2 separate regions of the Homo sapiens genome follow, and region 2 is linked to region 1. The links are chromatin contacts, found by Hi-C or POLR2A ChIA-PET in ENCODE. All regions are on one chromosome and are shown on one strand. The core of a region is the stretch at or near the end of the contact, and the rest is flanking DNA. Distances in the headings are between cores, read along the strand shown. Region 1 holds the start of TRAM2-AS1 (TRAM2 antisense RNA 1). Region 2 has its middle 4.5 kb from the start of LINCMD1.

Region 1 (5,663 bases), core at 3,164-5,663:
ACTAGCAGGTGGTGACACAATGGGCTCCCATTGTATATGCTACAAACATTTCACCCTGACAAGTCAATCAGTGTCAGGAGCAGGGAAGAAGGTGGTTCCTGAAGAAAAGGTAAATCTGCCAAATCTGCCTCTAAAACAATCAAAAAGCAAAAACCAGCCATCACCAAGAACTCCTCTGGGTCCCTCAACCTTTAAGTCATCACAGACCAAAAAGAAACCAAACCTACAAATGATAGGCTCAGAATTGTGGAAACATTTCTTTGCAGCTTTAGAGCCTGTAAATGAGCTTAAAAAAAAAGTTTCAGTCCTGAACTGACATTTTAAAGGTAGTATATAAATTGCTTCCTCTCTCTTCGGTGCACCCCCTTTTTCCTCATTCTCCATTCGCTAATCAAAGACTTTTCCTCTTCCCCTGCCTGTTTCAATTTGAAACGTGGCACAGAACAGGACACTGGAAGGAGAAGGGAAGGTGGAGGGGGAGGAGGCTACTTTCAAATCTGATACACATACCCCCCAACCAGCTGTCCACACCCTGGTTGATGGTCAGGCCAGACTCCACCTAAGACAGGACTGAAGGACCAAAGAGTTGAGTAGAAAACTCCCCCTGTGCCACCTCTCCCAAAAGCAGACTTAACGGTGGAAAGGAAGGAGGGGGAAAATAAAGTTCCACATTCCTGACATTTTTTAGCCAAGTGCTGTGGCTGCACAGAGCAGCTTCTCTATTCCAAGCAGCCTGTAGGACTGGGAGAAAACCTGGGTTCAGGGGGGAAAAGCTGCCCCCTGCCTTCGAAACAGGATGGCTCAACACTAAACCAAAATTGGGGTAGCAATAGGGGTGAGTGGTGAGGGGAGAGACAGCCTTTCATATGTGTTCCCAAAAGGAAATTATCCCAAGGGAAAGAATTTAGAGTCATCATCTCCCTGGGGACAGAGAACTAAAGCCCTGGGGTCCCTAACGGGGAAACAGAAGCCCCCTGAATGCAGAAGAGGTGACCAGTGAGTGGGGGAAAGAGCAACGCAGGGATGCAATGCAGACACAAGGGCTGTGGCTGCCTGGCGCGTGGGCTGATGGGGGAGAGGGACCCAGCCCATTGGCAGAGGCACGACAGAGGTCCCCAGAAGGAGGAATGGCCAAGAGAGTCGCTCTTTGTGGGAAGAATTATAATTGAGTTTTCCTGGCTCAGCTTCCGAATGAAGGAATCCTAGCCAGGGCCAAGTCAGAACCCCAAAAGCCTATGTCCTCTCACCCCTTTCTCCCATTCCCCTTGCACCTCTTCCTGCCGTCACTTCTAGGAAAAGGGTGGTGAGTCCCCAGTTGCACCTACCATCGCACCATATGCATCCCTACATACCCACACATGCACACCACACACTTCCAGAGAGAAACCCAGAAGATCCTAAGTGATATCCAGCCAGTCCTGTGCTTGGTTATGAGGCGTCTCCCCAGGCTTTACTCTGAGTGTGAAGATGCCCACATTTGTTTCTCTGTGGTACCTACAGTATCCAGGACGCTTCTGCTCTCATTTGATAGAGGCAGCAGTTCCAAACTCCCCCTCCCCACCCCCAGGAATACTTATCTCTGTGGAGAGTTAGTTAGTCGGTGGGTAAAGACAGTGAGGCCCCCACCATGTGCCCAGCACAGAAGAACACAAGACCTTCTTACTGGAGGCTTAGGGCAAAGCCCTCTTTCTCCCAGAGAAGCACAGACTGATGATCTCACAAAGTACCTCCAAAAGAAGGAGACACCTGCCCTGTAGGTCCTGTAGGTTCAAGGTGCTATGGGAAGAAGTGATGGGCTTGGCAGGAAAAGGGGGCCTGTAGGCATTTCAACCAGGGGCCTTGCTACACTCCCCAATACAAGCCTAAGGGGGAGGAAGAGTAGTTTTGTTTGTTGTTTTTCTCGTCTTGGGCCTTTCTCTTTCACCAGATACTGGAAGTAACAGCTCTTAACACCTTTCAACTTTTAGAGTGGCAGGTTTAATGCACAGGACTTTCCATAAGACTAGAGACCCAGGGAAGGAGGTAGGTACCAAACTCAAATGCTGGCAGCCCTTTCTGAGCAAAGATAAAACAGGGAGGGCCACAAACCCTAACAAATGCTAGAAATATGACGGAGAGAGCCACAGGCTATGCGAGAAACTTCGTCGCTGCAGCCTGTGGCTTTGAGGTTTACAGCTGTCACGTGTATCTTTCCAGCCACACCCTCCAAGGCTGGGGACACGCACTTGGAGGCCTCTTAGAATGGAGGACAGCAAACAGACAGCAGAGAATGCGCTGGGCAAAGGAAATTCTGTTATTTTGTTAAGCTATTATTATGATAAATAATCACAGGGCTCCAGGCGCAAGAGACTTTTTCATGTTGGTAGGAGATGTTATGGCTTTTGTTGCTGATATGATCTCAGTTAAACCTTACAACCACCCTGTGACGAAGACCAGTTTTATGAACGTCTTTAATGATGGGGAAACTGAGGCTGCAGTCAGTTTTCAGTCAGACTAGTCACAGAACAGGGACTGAGACACACGGATATGACTCTGTGTGACACCACACACTTCCAGGGGAGAACCCAGAACAAGGTGGAGCAAGCCCGACCCAATATACCACTAGAGAGAGCTGTGAGAGGGAGAGGAAGGAGAGAGGGACTGAACTAAAGGAGCACTATCAAAAAGTGGAGTGGAGACCCCAGTCCTAGCACCACCGTTTATTTCCTACAGACCCTAAAGCTCAGCCACGGACACATTCATTCATCCAACCCTGACTTGGCCACCACAAGAACGTTCCCAGCTTGAGGGCAGCTTCGCCAGCCAATTAGGGCCCTTGTCATTCGTAGAGATACAGGGAACCCGAGACAGAGGGACAGGGAAGGAAATTTAGCCAGGCAAGCCATCCTCCATCTCCAAGGAAGTTTGTAAATGATCACAGCTTCCTAACCCAACCGTGAGAATGCAATAAGCAAGCTGACGCAGAAGGGAGGACAAGGAGTCTCAGGAACCAGAGGAGACCACGGTGAGAGTGAGGGGAATGTCGCTCACATATCTCACTTCTGAGACAAGATATACCGCAACAAACCCATGCCAAGCTTCCTCCAGTTCTTCCCACTTTTGAATATCACATTTTTCTTGCTCTGCAAGAGTAGGGAATCCTTCCCATCAGTCTTGTGAATTCTGACCCCTTGCTGGCTTTCTACAACTCCCTGCCTGGGAGGCCGACACCAGGACATTGCTGTTGGGGGTGGGATCCCCATCCTCTGCCCCCCACTCCTACACTATAAGAGAATCAACTTTCCCCAAAAAGTGGAGGGTATCCCTGTCTCTCTTCTTGTCTCTGTAAAGGGGGTGAAGCTCTGGGTCGCCGCAGATGGATCTAAAGGGACAGTTCACGGAGTGGTAAAGGATATCCAAAAATTGGCCTTCTAGAGCACAGCAAAAAAGTGGGAGCGAGACGAGAGCAGAAGGCCACTGCTGGGATGGGGCCAGGGCCACACGTGAACATCCGAGCACGTTCCAGAGCTGAGATGCAAAACACCCAGAAAATCACATAGGAAGTGGAAAAGGTTCTGGGTCTCTCCCACTGGAAAAGCCCAGAAGAGCTAGTGGCCACCCCTTGGGGCAAGAGGGGGTTGTGCAATGACTGCGGGTCTGGGAGTCTCTGGGCTTGGCTCCTGGACGCCAGAAAGGGAACCCCACGCGTCAAGCCATGGTGGCAGCGCGGCGGTTGGTTCGAGGCCAGGCTGGGGTTTCAGGGCTGCAGACAGAGCTGCAGGATACGATGAGTGCCCAAGGGGGCGGCAGAGCATGGCATGGCTGGCACGGCGCGGAGCTGGGGGTGCTGTCTGGGCTGGCCGGGGTACAGGCCGGAGGGGTACAGTGCACAAAGCCGGGGTGCAGATAACGTACACGGCAGCCAGGAGCCTCCGATCAGAGGAGGGCCCGCTGACCTGCAGGGGTGTGCCGGGCGGTGCACGACAGGGGGCACTGTCCCTCCAGCTCCCTCCTCCCCAGGCTCTCACCTCGAACATAAGCCCGATGAGGACGCAGAGCACCAGGCAGAAGCCGATGTCCGCATGGTTGTGGATGACGAACTCCTGGCTGAAGAGCGGGTAACTTTTCGTCCTCCTGCGGAAAGCCATGGCAGCGGGCGCGCAGCGGCCGGCGGGGCCCGCACCCTGCGCTCACGAACCGCAGCGCAAACTTCTCCAGCACCGGCCCGGTCCGCCCGCCGGCCCGCCGCCCGCTCTCCCACAGCCGCTCGCCCGCCCAGCGCGGAACAACTTCGGGGCCCGCCCCCTTCCTCCGCCCGCCCCCGGCCGCCCGTAACCGCCCCCGGCCGCAGCCCCCGCCCAGCCCCCGCCCAGCCCGCGGCCCGCACTCGGCGCGCCTGGCCCCGCCCCCCGCGGGCTTAACCCTCTAGCCGCTGGGCACGCGCGGGCTACCGGGGCGGAGGCGTACGGGGGCGGCGAGCGGGGCTCGGCTCCTCCTCGTCCCGCGCCAGCGCCGCGCCCGGCCGCATTCTCGGGGCCCGAGGCTCAGCCGCTCGCGGTGGAGAAAGCAGGCCGCGGAGGAGGCGGGCGCCCAGGCCTGCCCGGACAGGAAGTGGGCCCAGCTTTCCCACTCCTCGCTCCGCTCCTTCCTCCGCGGGAAGGGCAGGCCCCGGAGGCAGCGAGCGCCCCGGGGGTGGCCGGGCAGCCGGATGCTCCCGGGGTTGCGGGCTGTGGCCCCGGGGGCTGAGGGCGGCGCGGGTGCGGCGGAAGCAGGGAAGCCGCGAACCGGCCTTCTGGCTGGCCACAGCGCCCTGCACGGACGATCAGTGAATGGAGATTACTCAAGTATTTATCGAGAACTTGCAGTGGGCTAGGCACAGTTCAGGTAGATCAACAAACCGAAAGACCCTGCCCTAGGGGAGCTTTCGCTCCAATGCGGGGAGAGGGTGGATGATTGCAGTTTTGCCCAGTAATTTTTGGGACCCTCATGCCACCATTAATTAGCTACACACATTTCACCGAAAGTCTACCTTACATATTAATCAGAAGAAGTGGAAGAATAAACACAGAAGAAGCAAAAAAGGAAGGAACTTTCTCACTGAAAGTTTCTATTTAATATTAAGTCTTAAAAGTACTCCTGGAAGGACAAAAGGTGTTCTTAATAAATTATATTCGCAAATATTGGATTTAATCCTACCAGTAATGAAGCAGTCAGTTACTTTCTAGATGTGCAGAAATACGTAATGAACAAAAAAAACTAATTCCTATTCCATTTTTTATTAGGTCCACAGTTATTTCACTTCTAAATAAATATGGTTTTTTAAAAGTGGCACGCGGTGGAATGTAATTGAGACAGGATGGAGTTCCTAGAGAAATTTTACTTCCTCAATCTGCACTCCACCTTACTTAAAATACAGTCTTGGGTCTGTAATTCCCTTATCTGACTCTCAAGGAAATGACAAAGTAATGCCTAGATTGGACTAAACCTCATTTAACTTCAAGGCTGACCTTTCTCAAAGTTGAACCTTCGTCTTGTGAGGAACAGAAAGATCAAGAACTCTGAAGCACCTCGACTTTCCACCTGTGAAGATGTGTTCAAATTTGCAACGTGCGGCCACACCTATGAGGTTGAACTTTATACAATTGGTTTCTTTATAGGTTTAGATGGTTGAATTTAAGTTACCC
Region 2 (5,663 bases), core at 2,221-4,720, 420 kb before region 1:
TCAGAGAATGGGGACTGCTGCCCACGGGTTGCGGTTGCTCATCCTGCCACAGCCCCTCTTCAGGGCAGAAATCTAGGTTAGGCCACCCAGTGGGGTGTGTGGTTTTGTGATTGCTGCTGTGTCCCTTTATGTGTGTTCCTGTATCATCATCAGTCCTGTGCCAGTAAGTGGCAGCCCATGATGTCACACCGGTCAAACATGACGACTCTTGGTCACCCTCAGAATGGACCCCACCCCCACATCTGGTGAGTGTTGGGAGGAAGAAAGTGATAGCACAGGCGTGCTGAAGGAGCTCTTCCCCGGAAGGAGTTGACGGAAAATAGTGCGGGGCTATCTAACTGGCAGGAATCCAGACAAACAAGAAAATCCCATTAGTGCAGTCCATCAACGAGTTTCTTTCTGATGGTAATTCCCAGGGCTGGCAAGACTGTTAGAAAACAGCAGCTCATACATAGCTGGGAGTGAATATAGGTCTATACTCTTCAAAGCATCATTTATCAATACATAGGCATCAAGAAGGCTATTATCTTCTCTGCCCAGAATCTTCTCTTTCTCTGTTAACAGCTCAGTCTCCCTCCCTTGGCTATTCTTTTTTTTTTTTTTTTTTTTTTGAGATGGAGTCTTGCTCCATTGCCAGGCTGGAGCGCAGTGGTGCAATCTCAGTTCACTGCAACCTCTGCCTCCTGGGTTCAAGTGATTCTCCTGCCTCAGCCTCCCAAGTAGCTGGGACTACAAGCACCCACCACCACGCCTGGCTAATTTTTGTATTTTTAGTAGAGACGGGGTTTCACTATGTTGGCCAGGATTGTCTCAATCTCTTGACCTCATGATCCACCCGTCTTGCCCTCCCAAAGTCCTGGGATTACAGGCGTGAGCCACTGCACCCAGCCCCCTTGGCTATTCTTAAAATTACCTCTCCCTCCCTCCATTCACCATGCTTCCCCAAGAACCTTTACAACCATGCACCTTTCTCTAACTTAAGCCATCCTAGTGAGCCCTTTCATGGGAGTTTGGATTATTGGTCTATAAAAATTAAAGCTGTGTTTCCTTGGAAAGTTAAAATAGAAAGATGTGAAGCTTCAAAATTATTCCCAGTATTTCTCAGTAGTGCTTAGTAAGAGATAAGAATGAACCAATTACTTAAAAAGAAACCAAAGAGAGAACAGATACAGAGCCCCAGAGGTATTTCAGTCCTGGACGTGGTTGTTCCCAAGGCCCAGTTCCTATATTCTGTATTCCTTTTTACCTAAGGCACTTAACACTGAAATTACATCATTTGCAAACAAAAGTGCCCTAACTCATATAGCATCAAATATATACCCTTTGACACTCTGGAGACATATTGTTAACTCACAAAGGGAAACTAACACAATCCATTTCTGTTTTTAAGAAAAATACATGTATGTATATGTTAAGAAAAATATGGAAGAATCTAGACCAAAGGTCCAAGAGTAAATATTTCTAGACAATGGATTTTTGGAGGACGGCCTCTCTGAATTTTCTAAATTTTTCCCAGCTAGCATGTATTACTTGTAACAAAAAGTAAGCCACAGAGATTTTTTATTTTTATGTCTTTTTATTTTTCCCAAAGCTATACATGTACAAGGTTTAAATTTTTAAAGCTTATAATGTAAAATAGTAATCCCCTGCCCCACTCCCAATTTCCAACTGTCAGGGCTATCCAAATTTAAAACAATAAAAATATGTAAGGAGAGAACACAGGTCACTATGGCAGATGAAGTTTGGCAGCCTGCTGTGAATCAGATCTCACCATCCTTGCTGTACATCTGGCCATTCCTTCACCTAATGGCTCTTTCAAAAACAAGGCTGAGTTTTACCCTAACTCACCATTCACTAAATCACCATTCAGTGTCCCCCTAAATCCCTACAGACAGGGAGAGCTGGGGGAAGGGTCGGTGGGGTCACCTTAGACACTATGTCATCCAAGACCCCGTGTGGTCCCTGCTCTGACCATCCTGTATGCCAAGGAAACATGCTCCATGCACATTCTTGACAGAACCTTGTCCTGAACACGCTCCTTTATGCCCCACATAAACCCCCCCCTACTGCTGTGTAAACCCATTTCCTCTTGAATTTTCCTCTGGGGAAACTAAGAATAGCTGCATTTTCATCCACCCCAAAATAATTTTCAGTTCTTTCTTCATAGAAGGCCAATAAGTGGGTCTCAGGTACTTAGAGTTTTCAACCAAAATATCAGGAATTATTGTTCTCTTAATAGAAAAAAGTATTATAAACAGGAATTACACTTATGAAACCACACTTCCAAGATACAGAAGCCGATGTACTCACAGCCAAATTTCCTGACATTCCACAGCTTGACTCACCGGACCACACCCAGGTATTAGGTTGGTGCAAAAGTAATTGCATTGTTGCAGTTACAATTACTTTTGCACCAACCTAATAGTCTCTTCACAAAAAATGTAAATTATTTTATAGATAGAAACAGAACCAATATATATGAATATATAAGTACATATTCACATATATGTGCATACACACACACACACACACACACACACACACACACACGGAGAGACAGAGAAACAGAAACAGATTTATTGCAGGGAATTGGCTCATGTGACTACGGAAGCTGACAAGTCCCAAAATCTGCAGGAAGCTGAAGACCCAGGAGATCCAATGATGTAATTCCAGCCCAACGTTAGTCAAGCAGGACGAATTTTCTCTTACTCAGGGGAGCATCAACATTTTTTACCTGTTTGGGCCTTAATTTTACTGGATGAGGCCCACCCACATTATGAGGGCAATCTGCATTACTCAGTCCACCAATTTAAACATTCATCTCATCCCTCTCAGAAACACCCAGATTAACACTTGACCAAACATCGGTGCACTCTGTAGCCAGTCACGTTGACACATTAACCATCACAACAGGCTTGTCTTCCAGTTAGTCCAAAAGACAGAATCGTTTCTGTTTTCTCATAACTCCAAGAGGGGGAAAAAAAGTCTATGTGAGAGAATAAAAAACTTCATGTATCTTTAATGTTGCTATTTAAAATTTCCCTCTCTTTGCTCATATTAGCCCGAGTATCTAAAATTTTATTGTGGCCATTTTGACACAGCTGTTTGGACCCCAGTGATTTGGACATTTACACGCATTTCATGTCTTTTTAAAAACAAACCACTAACTTTTCAACTTTTCCTTATTATCAAGTTACATATATGGCCACATTACCTCTCTCTGAGCCTCAATGCACCGCAGATCTCACTCCATCCCCAGACTTCCTCCAATCCCAAATTTTTACCTGCCTCTCTGGGGTTGGTTGCAGAGGAGGCATGCAGTGAAGGTAGTGTGGGCAGATTACCTGAGCTTGCTTTTTATAAAAAAAGCTAAAGACCCATGCCTCCTTTTTCAGTTCTCATTGAAATAGACCAGTAGCAACATTACAATGGCTTTTAAAAATATCCCTTCAGTCATCACACACAAAACCGCAGGTACTCAGGAAGTGCCTGGAGGAACAGGTTTCAGTGGTGTTTGACAGCCCTTAGAGGGCAATCAAATTGTGACCAGTGGCATCCTCTAAGTAATGTGCACATTTCCTGCCTTTGTGGGCTTTGTGGTGAAGGACCATTGGTCAGAGAGATTCCACCCAGTGGCCTAAGCTCACAACAATGCCCTTGTAACTGCTTGACCCTGCTTGGCTCAGCTGTTTCGCATATGTGAAAGCCCTCATGGCCTCTGTCTCCTCTTCCCACTTCCCCCAGCCCCCGTCATTCCACATCCTCTTCCAGAACCAGCAACTGTGGGCACCTTGGAGAACTGGAAAAATGCCACCCCAATAAAACAACCACCTGTTGACCAGCTTTTCCTGGGCTTCAACCTCCCTAACCAAGGACACTCAGTAAAACGTGTTGGCCCGAGTGACCCACTGTTCTACCTGACTTACCCAAACTGGAATGTCCCACAGCAGCAAGGGGCACCCACAAAAATAAAGCACTTTCATTTACAATGGAGAAAAGCTCTCTTCCCTGCCTGTGGCAGTGGACAGCACTCACCCTGCCTGCAAACACACACACACACACACACACACACACACACGTGTAGGGTAAAGAAAGAAAATCCAGAGAAGGAAAGAGAAAAGGAGTCCTTTTAAAAATAAGCTTCTTATATTACAGACATTCCTCTGGCTCCCGGCATTTCCAAGTGGCAAATGGCACTTCTCGGCACTCTCTACTGAAGCTCATCATTGTGTTTTATTCATCACCACACATACATGTGCAAGGATTGAGTGTGCTGGGGCATGAGGGTATGAGAGGGGGTGAAAAAGAGTGGAGAAAGAAGGATGGAGGAGAGTATGGTGGAAAAAGAAAGGTTTTATTAAAAATACCGAAAGCAAATACTGCATTCCTGAACCGTATATTTTCCAAAAAACTAGTTGCATGTTGGCAAGTAGCATCTTTTTATTTAATCCACAGAATGCTTTTCAATGAAGAAAAAGGAATCCAAAACAGTCCCAAGGGGAATTGGCTTGAAGAATTATCAAGAGGCAAACATTTAGAACACAAAAACCCAGTGGAGAGTGTAAACACTAAAAAAATTCTCTGTGTGTTACTAGTTTCAAGTATGTCTCTTTGTTATCTTATTTTCCTCTCTCACTTCTCTTTGTCCCTCCCTGCCTCCATCTCATTGGGTCTCCCTGGGAGGCCCTGCCTTCATTGTGTACATCATAACGAGTCACAATATCATCAGACTGGGCCGAATCTCTGAGCATCACCCTCAGGAGGGAGCCTTGGTTCCCTCAGTCCCAGGGACCCCACCTAGCCCAGTCCCTCAATCATTTGCAAGAATGTCGCTGAGTCCTTCCAGCCAGAGCTGCCAAGCTTCAAACTGCTAAAATAGTGGAGGAACTGAGCCAACAAACTTCCCTCTGCATCAGCTTTAGGTGGGAGTAGGGGGAGGTAAATAAAACCAGACTAGGAAAAAGCCAAGAGCATCCGGGAGAGCTGACATGACCATGAGCTGGAGCCTGTGTAGAGCACCCTATTTCCACGGAACTCACCCAGCATGTGTTGGTCATCATTTATGCCACTCCTACTTCCCCCAAAGAACACAGACTGTAGACACTTGGTATTACAGTTTTGACTCTTCATCAGTGACTCCAAAAGCCCATGACGTAGTCATTTATAATTTAACTAAAACAGAAATCTGTGCTCCCTCTGAGGCTGTTGTGTAGAAGTGAGTCATTTAGGAAGTGAGTGAGTCCCAACACGCTGCCCTGCATCTGCCTCTCAGCTTTAAGGTTCTCATTTCATTCACCATTTCATTTAATCCTGATAAAAACCTAGCAGATGGCTGTCTTTATCTCCATGTTGAAGATGATGAGCTGGCAAAATCAAATGCTACAATCAGGTACTTGAGATTTAGATAGTCTCAAAGATTTTAGAGCTCTTAATAACAGAGAGTCAGAGTATGGTCTGAAATAAGTACATGAGAGAAGAACCCAGAACTTGGGAAAAGATGGTCACTGCTGTCAGGCATTAAACCTAGCCATGAGCTTCCTGGCAGCCAAGGCAAGGAGGAAATACAAAAATGTTCAACCAACTAAGTAGCTTACCATTTCAGTCTTTATGATATTGCTTACTGAATCATCTATATTTGGTTGGTTGTTAGATAGAGACATGCT

What was found. Hi-C counts contacts between places; a loop is a spot of excess contacts on that map. ChIA-PET counts read pairs that join two places held with the same protein, here RNA polymerase II (POLR2A). Pooled maps may share reads with other maps.
Region 2: a loop to region 1 is called in a pooled map, with 6 times the contacts of the local background. The contact joins the enhancer-like site here to the promoter of TRAM2-AS1 in region 1. A Hi-C loop is called at or near these places in 4 of 37 single-sample maps with no recorded cell type and 12 of 50 pooled maps. POLR2A ChIA-PET finds 5 or more read pairs at or near these places in 2 of 52 experiments (B cell and H1).

Annotation. Positions count from the first base shown.
Region 1 is chr6:52,572,789-52,578,451 of GRCh38, forward strand. It overlaps TRAM2-AS1 (TRAM2 antisense RNA 1), which reads left to right and starts at 4,414. Exons shown (of 3, transcript NR_103446.1): 1 at 4,414-5,605. TRAM2 (translocation associated membrane protein 2) reads right to left here and starts at 4,272. Exons shown (of 11, transcript NM_012288.4): 1 at 4,008-4,272. The coding sequence starts at 4,127. RefSeq lists enhancers at 548-1,076, 1,678-1,727 and silencers at 2,078-2,127, 3,985-4,844.
Region 2 is chr6:52,152,666-52,158,328 of GRCh38, forward strand. No RefSeq gene overlaps it. Among named protein-coding and RNA genes, the nearest start is that of LINCMD1, 4.5 kb to the left of the region's middle. RefSeq lists enhancers at 186-480, 3,726-3,775. Within about 2 kb of position 3,471, at least 3 of the 41 ENCODE cell types and tissues checked have a DNase peak (open chromatin) inside an H3K27ac peak, as active enhancers do.